Regions from separate parts of the Homo sapiens genome. Here region 2 is linked to region 1. Evidence: chromatin contacts called from ENCODE Hi-C or POLR2A ChIA-PET data. All regions are on one chromosome and are shown on one strand. The core of a region is the stretch at or near the end of the contact, and the rest is flanking DNA. Distances in the headings are between cores, read along the strand shown.

Region 1 (4,439 bases), core at 1,002-3,501:
CCTCATTTTACTCATGTTTTGTTAGACAGAATCAACTTAGGATATTGTCTTCCGTCCTAGGGACCCAGAGGAAAAGAGATGACCAAAGATGCAATAAACTGCCCCAATATACTGTGTCTATTTAAACAGAAATCAATCAGCTGTTAGGCAAGCCAATGGGTGCATAAGTAGGGAGAGGGGTCAGCCAACACTGGACACCTTAGAGCAGTGGTTCCCAACCTTTTTGGCACCAGGGACCCGTTTTGTGGAGGACAATTTTTCAATGGACAGGGCAAGGGGATGGTTTTGGCATGAAACTCTTCCACCTCAGATTATCAGGCATTAGTTAGATTCTCATAAGGAGAGCACAACCTAGATCCCTCACACGTGCACTTCACAATTGGGTTCTCACACCTATGAGAATCTAATGCGGCCACTGATCTGACAGGAGGCTGAGCTCAGCTATGATGTTCACTGGCCCATCACTCACCTCCTGCAGGTGCGGCCGATCAGGGGCCGGGATTGGGGACCTCTATCTTAGAGGGTTTTAGGCGAATCCTAAATAGTGTGTCTCCACTAATATTTGTTAAGTTTATGCTTAACATAGCAAGACTGATATTTGTGACAGCCCATAGACACATCTGCTCTCTTAAGATGTACAATGTTTCACAGGAATTTTAAGGGGTGTTCTTGTTTATATATTTGGCAGTTGTGTAAACTTTGGTCCTAGGAATAGAGAGAGATATGAGTCTCCAGGGACAGCAAAAACAATCAAATGGTAAAGAAGAGAGGCCATATTTTCTTTAACACCCTTAATTCCATCCTTATCTCTGCTCTTGGGTGCTTATACAGCACATTATTTGTAACTGTAGTCACTCTAAATTATCCCTTACTGCCTCTTTGATGAGGAAGAATGATTAACACAATGGAATGTTGGAAGGTTTAAAGTCTACACCTCATCTTTCCTGGTATCCTTGAATTTACTAGTCAGGAGGAGTTAAAATATAGTCATCTTTAAAAAAATCTCTCCCCTTTTCACTTCACAGTTCTTTATTTTATCCATATACTCTTAAGTGCAACTGCATTTTCTTTTGCCTTAACAGTTAAAGAATCCCACAGGGAATGATCATAGGCTACTCTGGTTTTCAATTTGGGGAAACCCTATACTTTAACTTGAATAAAATAACAAAGTCCTCCAAACTAATATGTGATTTCTGCCCAGAGCTCTGAAAGTCAAAGTAAAGAAATTCAATAAAGTGAGGGTAACAGGGAGTAAAGATGACTTTCAAGGTAGCCAAATGCCTCACCATCTAAATAATGACGCCCATCAATGAACAAACAAGATTCCCACTGTCCCATCTCCTATCCAGTGAAACACAGCCAACTTGATAATTTGTGCAGGGAAAGACTCTGTTTAGCTTATACCTTGAACCTAAGGGAAATTAAATTGCACATTTTCTGTTCCTGGCTAATCTTCTGAATAATGTACTGAACACAGTAGGAGTTAAGAATTAAAAATACCTGTCTGCAGTTTCAGAAACAATCACACACAAAATATTTGTTTATTTCCAGACTGATGAAAGACTGAATTTTTGGTCTCATGTATTTACTGTATTGTTTCATATATTTATCTATATGCTTTGGCTGTATTAACTTGTTGAAATAGTTTGTGGTTCTTTATATTTAGCTTTTATAAATAATTGAAAATCTAATGAATGCTTACTTAATAACCAATCTAAACTGGGGACTTCAAACATAGGGAGTCAAGTAATCTGGTTGTGTAATAAATAAGCAAGTTGTTATCTTTCAGGCTGAGGGCATATCAACCAAGCTAAAAGACGTGTGTGTATTAAAAAAAAAAAAAAGTCTACCAAACCACCATATGATATCCAAGGTTAACTATATAGGAGGTCTAATAACATTCAGAAGGTGCTAGATGAATATACCAAAAACATGCGGAATTAAATGATGAAAATTATTTACTGGCATTAGGACGGAATTTTTAATGTCAAATTTTAAAAATGGCCCATTAAAGTCCCAGCTCATGACATCTAAGTATCTGAAGACCCACTACTATTCCTTTTTCTTTTTCTGAGACTGTTACTCTGTCACCCAGGGTGGAGTGCAGTGGCATAATCTCGGCCCACTGCAACCTCTGCCCCTCGGGTTAAAGCAATTTTCATGCCTCAGCCTCCTGAGTAGCTACGATTACAGGTGTGTGCCACCACACCCAGCTAATTCTTACATTTTTAGCAGAGACAGGGTTTCACCATGTTGGCCACGCTGGTCTCATGACCTCACGTGCTCCACCTGTGTCAGCCTCCCAAGGTGCTGGGATTACAGGCCTGAGCCACCACAGCGAGCCAGATCTGCTATTCTTTTAAGTTACTAGTATTAAGTGATGCTTCTACTCTTGAGTTGCACCTCAGGATCTCAAGTTATTGGTTTGACCTTTAGGGAAAACAGTAACCGTAATAAAAAGATCACAATGTCTAAACATCTTGCAGTAATTCATTGTAAAAGTAGTAGGGTGAACTCTTACTATGCTTAAAATAACAGTTGATAGCCCCCCTCCACCTTTTTAAAAGATGCTTATGGCTGGGTGTGGTGGCTCACACCTGTAATCCCAGCACTCTTGAGAGGCCGAGGTGGGCGGATCACCTGAGGTCAGGAGTTCGAGACCAGCTTAGCCAACATACTGAAACCCCATCTATACTAAAAATACAAAAATTAGCTGGGTGTGGTGACACAAACCTGTAATCCCAGCTACTGGGGAGGCTGAGGCAGGAGAAATGCTTGAACTCGGGAGGCAAAGACTGCAGTGAGCCGAGATCTTGCCAGTGCATTCCAGCCTGGGTGATAGAGCAAGACTTTTTCTCAAAAAAAAAAAAAAAAGATGCTTATATTAAGTGGGGTGGGGGAAGGAGGGATGTATAGAAGTTGGTTAAATGGTACAACAGTAAAGTTAGAAGGAGTAAGTTCTACTATTTTACAGTACAGTAGGAAAATTATAGTTAATAATTTATATTGTATATTTCAAAATAGCCAGATTTGTAATGTTCCCAACACAAAGATGTTTGAGGTGATAGCTATTCCAACTACCCTGATTTGATCATTACACATGGTATACAATTATGAAAATATCACATGTGCCCCTAAAACATGCACAAATATTATCTATATCAATAAAAAGAAAGAAGTAAAGTGTTACATTAAGTGGGGAGTTTAGAAATAAAGCCTTCTCAGGCTGGGCACGGTGGTTCACGCCTGTAATCCCAGCACTTTGGGAGGCCAAGCGGGCAGATCACAAGGTCAGCAGATCAAGACCATTCTGGCTAATACGGTGAAACCCCGTCTCTACTAAAAAAGAAATAAAGCCTTCTCTCTCTCAACAAATCTAAACACTCCTAAGAAGAGATACTTTCTGGGCTAACAAGACTTTACCTGTTTGACAAGAAAAGTTTAGGCCATCAGAATATTCTAATTTTCTTAAAAAGAAAAATCCTCTTTCAGCGGTAGGTAGGTAAGATAAACTCCTAGAGTTCTGTAATTTGGTCACTTTTTTTTTTGGTTTAGGATTTAATGTTTGAAAAACACTTCTGCTAGAGAGGTTCTGCTTTTGACTTCTTAAAAGAACTAAAACCGGCCTTAAAGTTTATGCTGTAAACAGAAAAGCTAAAATGGGTATTAGACAGTATAACTGAGTTTACTCATAGCTAGGCTTCAAAGTGCCTGATTTCAAGGTGACTTGGAAATTTACTTTGTGTCTGCCCCTCATTTAAAAAATAAAGAAGCCAAGAAGCTGGTTTATTTCAATCTTTAGGCAACTCCTCTAGGCCAATGATTTTACAATCTAACATTCATTTATTATTCTAAGAATTATGTATATTATTAATAATATACACAAGGGTCAAATTTATTTGAATGTGGAATTTTAAATACAGGTGACCCTTGAACAACATGGGTTTAAAATGTACAAGTCCACTTATACACAAATTTTCTTCTGCCTCTGCCACCCCTGAGAAAGACCCCTCCTCTTCCTCAGCCTACTCAACGAGATTGAATACCTTTATGATCCACTCCTACTTAATGAACAGTAAATATATTTTTTTTTCCTCATCATTGCAACCTTTGCTTCCCAGGTTCAAGTAATTCTCCTGCCTCAGCCTCCCGAGTAGCTGAGATTACAGGCGCCAACCACTATGCCTGGCTAATTTTTATGTATTTTTAGTAGAGACGGGGTTTCACCATGTTAGCTAGGCTGGTCTTGAACTCAACAGGATCTCATCCTGTCACCCAGGCTAGAGTGCAGTGGTGCAATCATAGCTCACTGCAGCCTTAAACTCCTGGGCTCAAGCAATCCTCCTGCCTCAGCCTCCTGAGTAGCTAAGACTACAGGCATGCACAACCATGCCTGGTTTGTAGAGACAGGGTCTCACTTTGTTGCCCAGGGTGGTCTT
Region 2 (4,439 bases), core at 740-3,239, 2.2 Mb after region 1:
AGTTAGACATAAATATCTCAAAACAATTTTAAATAATTAGGTGAACTTCACAGATTTTTCTTTTTTGTCAAGAAATTACATGTTGGAGTAGAGTTTATATTTTCTATTCTAGTACACGATGACCCTCCATTGTAAAAAAAAAAAAAAAAAAAAAAAGCATACACAAAGTAGCAGAGACATTCATTTCTTTGAGTCACTAATAATTTCTGAAAGATGATAAATTCAAATCCTGTCCTTTTTCCTCAGGGAAAAAATTAAGCATTCTGTTGGCTCTCCTCTGAATTATTTTAATAAAAAATAGAATGCTTTATTACTATTTGTGAACATAGAAAGTAAGTATTTGATTACACGGGAGGACTACTTTATAATTTCACTTCACGGATTCAAATGGGGAATTCTCAAGAATTTTAAACTCGATTTCAACATGTGGGGGCTTATTTTGGATTTCTTGATTTGTTACGCGGCTTTCAGGTATATTTAAAAATCCAAGAAATGCAGGAGGTTTTAAAGAAATAACTAGCTGTGTGATTTCTGGCTCTGTCCAAAGGTTTGCTTTTACAGATTTCTTACTAATGTAGGTTTTCCTCATCTTAATTCTAAGCATATATTTAGTGATCTAAAGTTAGAAAATCTAAAGCACAATTTAAATGATTAAACACTAAAGGTTCAAAGGGGGGAAAAAGCTTAATCATGCCTTTGTAATGTGAATGGTAAAGACACCAATTATTGACTAGATGCAGCCGACTGTGAATGGACAGCCATGTTTAAAGAGAAGTTAACTATAAAGCAGGGAAGCGTCTCTGGTGAGTCAGAGAATTCGTAACTTGAGGAACTCCTAGTGGAAATGAAGTGGAAAGACAGTTTCTTTCATCAATGAGAAAACGTCTAGAAGGAAAAGAGGGTTAATAAAACTCACCAGAGAAACTTACTGATAATGATTCACAAATTAAATCAGTTTACGTCATACATTACACCCTTTGTATTACGTTAACCAACGAGCATACTAATCAGTATGGAAAATGCCGCTTTAACTTGCCTCAATTTCGTAATCGCCCGCCCCCGCCCCCGCTTTGTAAATTCTCTAGACTCCAGCTTCTCGCTTGCTCACAGTCCATCCCCCAGCCTCACTCTTCCTGGCACTTAGGTGGCGGCTCAACAAACTTAGGTGAACTGAACAGAGCTGACAAGGCAATCTCAAGTTGCTGTCCTGGGAGTGGTGAGGCAAGGCACAAGAGAAAGGACTTCTAGTTCTTCCCACTGCCAGTGCAGCCCCCAGCATCACTTTCGACCCCTTCGTGCCTGGGGCCGTGATTTGTGGGTGATCAAGTCCCTCGCTAGCCTGCAGTACTTCCGCTGGTGCAGTCATCTCCTTCCCCTCGCACTAAAACAATACCCTGGCCTCCTGCCAAACTCTTGAGCAGCGAGCAACTCTGGCTGTTTATGGCCCGGATTGGGTGCTGCAAGAGGCTTGGGCCGCTCTAAGTGTTAGCAGAGGCCCGGAGGAAAAGAAGAGGCCCAAGCTTTAAAACACTCCCTTCCTCCGCCCCCTCCCTTTTGTCCCAGACACCAAAACAAACGAGCTGATACACGTGTCCCTATGACTCTTGTTTACTATCAAGACTGCGCTGTGCGAGCGCCTCTGGGATACGTAGTCCAGCTCTTCCCCGGCCAGCAGTCTCCCACAGCCAAGGACCAAGGCTTGAGACTACGAACCCACAATCCATTTCGGGGACAAAGTTTGGCTTGGGTCCCCGGACTCTCGGCAATAGTCCAATCCGAAGCACTTACTCTTGTGATTGACATGCCATCTTCTCCAGTAAACACAACACAAAAGTCAATACATGCCCGCCCCCCGAGACGGACCACGGTACCACCCAATGGGAAAGGGGAAGAACCGAATGGCAGTTCTGCAGTCCAATAAGAGGGCGAAAGAGCTGGGCGGGGCTCAACCCCCAGGGGGTTGAGGGGAGGGGGAAGACGAAGCTTGAAAGACTTGGTAATGGCGACGGGTTTGGTAAGTAGGAAAGTTTCGGTTGAGGAGTAAGAGCTGCCGCGGGAGCAGTAACCCGCGCGGGGGAGGCCGACGTCGGTCGGAGAGGGGGTACGAGAGCTGCTGGTGGTGTTGTCGTGGCCGGAGCGGCCCGCGCCTGGGCTGCCGGCACTTCGCGGCAGGTTTGTTGTCTTTCAGTTAGGGAAGAGGTGGGGGTGGGGAAGGGAGGGGCAGGAGCGCGGGGGATTGGGCAGACTGGAGGGCTCGGGTCCTCGTTCCTTCTTCTCGGAGGGTTGCCCTTGGGGTGGGGGCAGTTAACCGTTCGATTGGTGCCCGCGGCGAGCCCACCGGAGCAGCGTCTCCCGCGAGCTCACCTGGGCTTCGGGGCGGCGGCGCTAGGGGGTCTCGGGCGGGGGCCGGGAGGAGGCAGGGGGAGGGCGAAGTTCCGGGCCAGGTCGCGCGGTGGGTGGCCGGGCCGGGTGTGGAGATGGGGCGGGCCAGGGCGGGGGAAGGGGCCGACGCAGCGCCGGGGCTGCCCAGGAAAGTTTGACTTCAACTCCCCGTTTGTGGGCGGAGGGTCGGAGCTTGGCCAGGGGTGGGGGGCTGGCCGGAGGTGGGGGACCCCAGTGAGGCGCCGCCTCCTTCTGGACTGAGGGGGATTCTGGCTGAGCTGAGGAGCTCGCGGAGCCGCTGGGCCCCGGGGCTCATTGTTACGCAGTTCGAATGAATGGGCTCCCAGGCGCCTGCGCGCTGGGGCTGAGCCGAGGGGAAAAACAAGCCCGGAGTCCGGGCTGCGGTCACATGATGGGGGGAAGGGAGGGGAACGCGATGAATGGCGAAAGAGGGTGGGGGATGGACTTGGCGTGAACCGGGAGGCACCGCTCTGTGTGACCCAAAGAGGAGGCTTGGCAGGCGATTCCAGTCTCCGCCTTTCAACCTATGCTGCCACCGCAGGCCGATTGAAACAAAACAAAACAAACCAGGCGAAGTGGACAGCCAGGTTTTTGTAGCTTTAAATGCTGCGTGCTGTCTAGGGTGTTTCACTCTCCGCTGTGCACTCTACACTCGAGTTCATTCTTAGGGAGTTTTCAGCTACAGTCGTTTTTAGAAGGAGCACTGACAGCGAGGTAATACTCAAGTTTTCTGTTTGTTTTGTTTTTGGCTCATGGTGCCACTGATGCCAGGACGAGAGGAGGCTTAGAAAAGGAGTTATACATACTGGGAAGCGATGGAGTCCTACTAACAGCTCGGATGGAGGCTTTAGCTTTATTAATACTTCCCTCTGAATAGCCGTAAGCACTCCTAATAGTGGTTTTGAAATTAAAGGTACTTTTTGAGAATTAGAATAATTTTAACATTGGAAATACTTTTCTGGTCATTTAACAGTGATCTAAATCTGCAATGTATGTCTTGTACTTTTGGTTTTTTTTTGCTATTTTCCTTTATCTTGCAAATGAGTGTGGTAGAGTCGGTCATCTGTTCAGTTGCCTTGGTTAAACTCAGTTCTTGCAAGGTAGACAGTAGTTGACAAAATTTCAAGGAAATTTGAATTATATTGAGAATTAAATCCACTCCCTAAAGTTTTTGGGTTATGTTATACTTTTGAGGAGCCGTTTAACCACTTTAAAGCAAAATATTGTTTGTGCTTTCTCTACTGATAAATTATAGAATGAAGTTTTGATTTCACTTTCTAGTTTCATCTTAGTTTTGTAAACCTACTTATCTTTTCTGTCTCGAAAACCCTTCCTCTTTCTTAACTTCTCAAACTCCTAACTACATACCCTAGTTAAAAGGGTACCTTCTCCCAGGATTGCCCACCTACATGTCTCCGCTATCCTGTGTGCTTCACAGGGCATACCTCTCAGACGTCAAACATGATACTGTCACTGTAAGAGTTGTTTTCTTCACTATATACATATGTATATGTATAAAATATATAACATATACATGTATATATATAAAATATATAACATACATGTATATATATAAAATATATAACATATACATGTATATATATAAAATATATAACATATACATGTATAAATATATATATATATATATATATATATATTTTTTTTTTTTTTTGAGAGGGAGTCTCGCTCTGTCGCCAGGCTGGAGTGCAGGGGTGCGATCTCGGCTCACTGCAACCTCCACCTTCTGGGTTCAAGCGATTCTCTTGCCTCAGCCTCCTGAGTAGCTGGGACTACAGGTGAGCGCCACCACTCTCAACTAATTTTTTTGTATTTTTAATAGAAACGGGGTTTCACCATTTTGAGCAGGATGGTCTCAATCTCCTGACCTCGTGATCTGCCCGCCTCGGCCTCCCAAAGTGCTGGGATTACAGGTGTGAGCCACCGTGCCCGGCCCACTATATTTTAACTTCTTTGGATTCTTTCCTCACTAATCGAAGTGGCCAGTGAAGAAGGCATATGGCACGATGGCATGGACT

Evidence for each region. Hi-C counts contacts between places; a loop is a spot of excess contacts on that map. ChIA-PET counts read pairs that join two places held with the same protein, here RNA polymerase II (POLR2A). Pooled maps may share reads with other maps.
Region 2: a map with no recorded cell type shows a loop between it and region 1 (8-fold over the local background). The contact joins the promoter of HBP1 here to the promoter of LINC01004 in region 1. A Hi-C loop is called at or near these places in 1 of 37 single-sample maps with no recorded cell type and 5 of 50 pooled maps. POLR2A ChIA-PET finds 5 or more read pairs at or near these places in 2 of 52 experiments (CD4-positive, alpha-beta T cell and CD4-positive, alpha-beta memory T cell).

Annotation. Positions count from the first base shown.
Region 1 is chr7:104,988,914-104,993,352 of GRCh38, forward strand. LINC01004 (long intergenic non-protein coding RNA 1004) reads right to left here and starts at 2,252. Exons shown (of 1, transcript NR_039981.2): 1 at 1-2,252.
Region 2 is chr7:107,167,014-107,171,452 of GRCh38, forward strand. It overlaps HBP1 (HMG-box transcription factor 1), which reads left to right and starts at 1,990. Exons shown (of 11, transcript NM_012257.4): 1 at 1,990-2,172. RefSeq lists silencers at 1,518-2,091, 2,110-2,209, 2,470-2,689 and an enhancer at 1,640-1,799.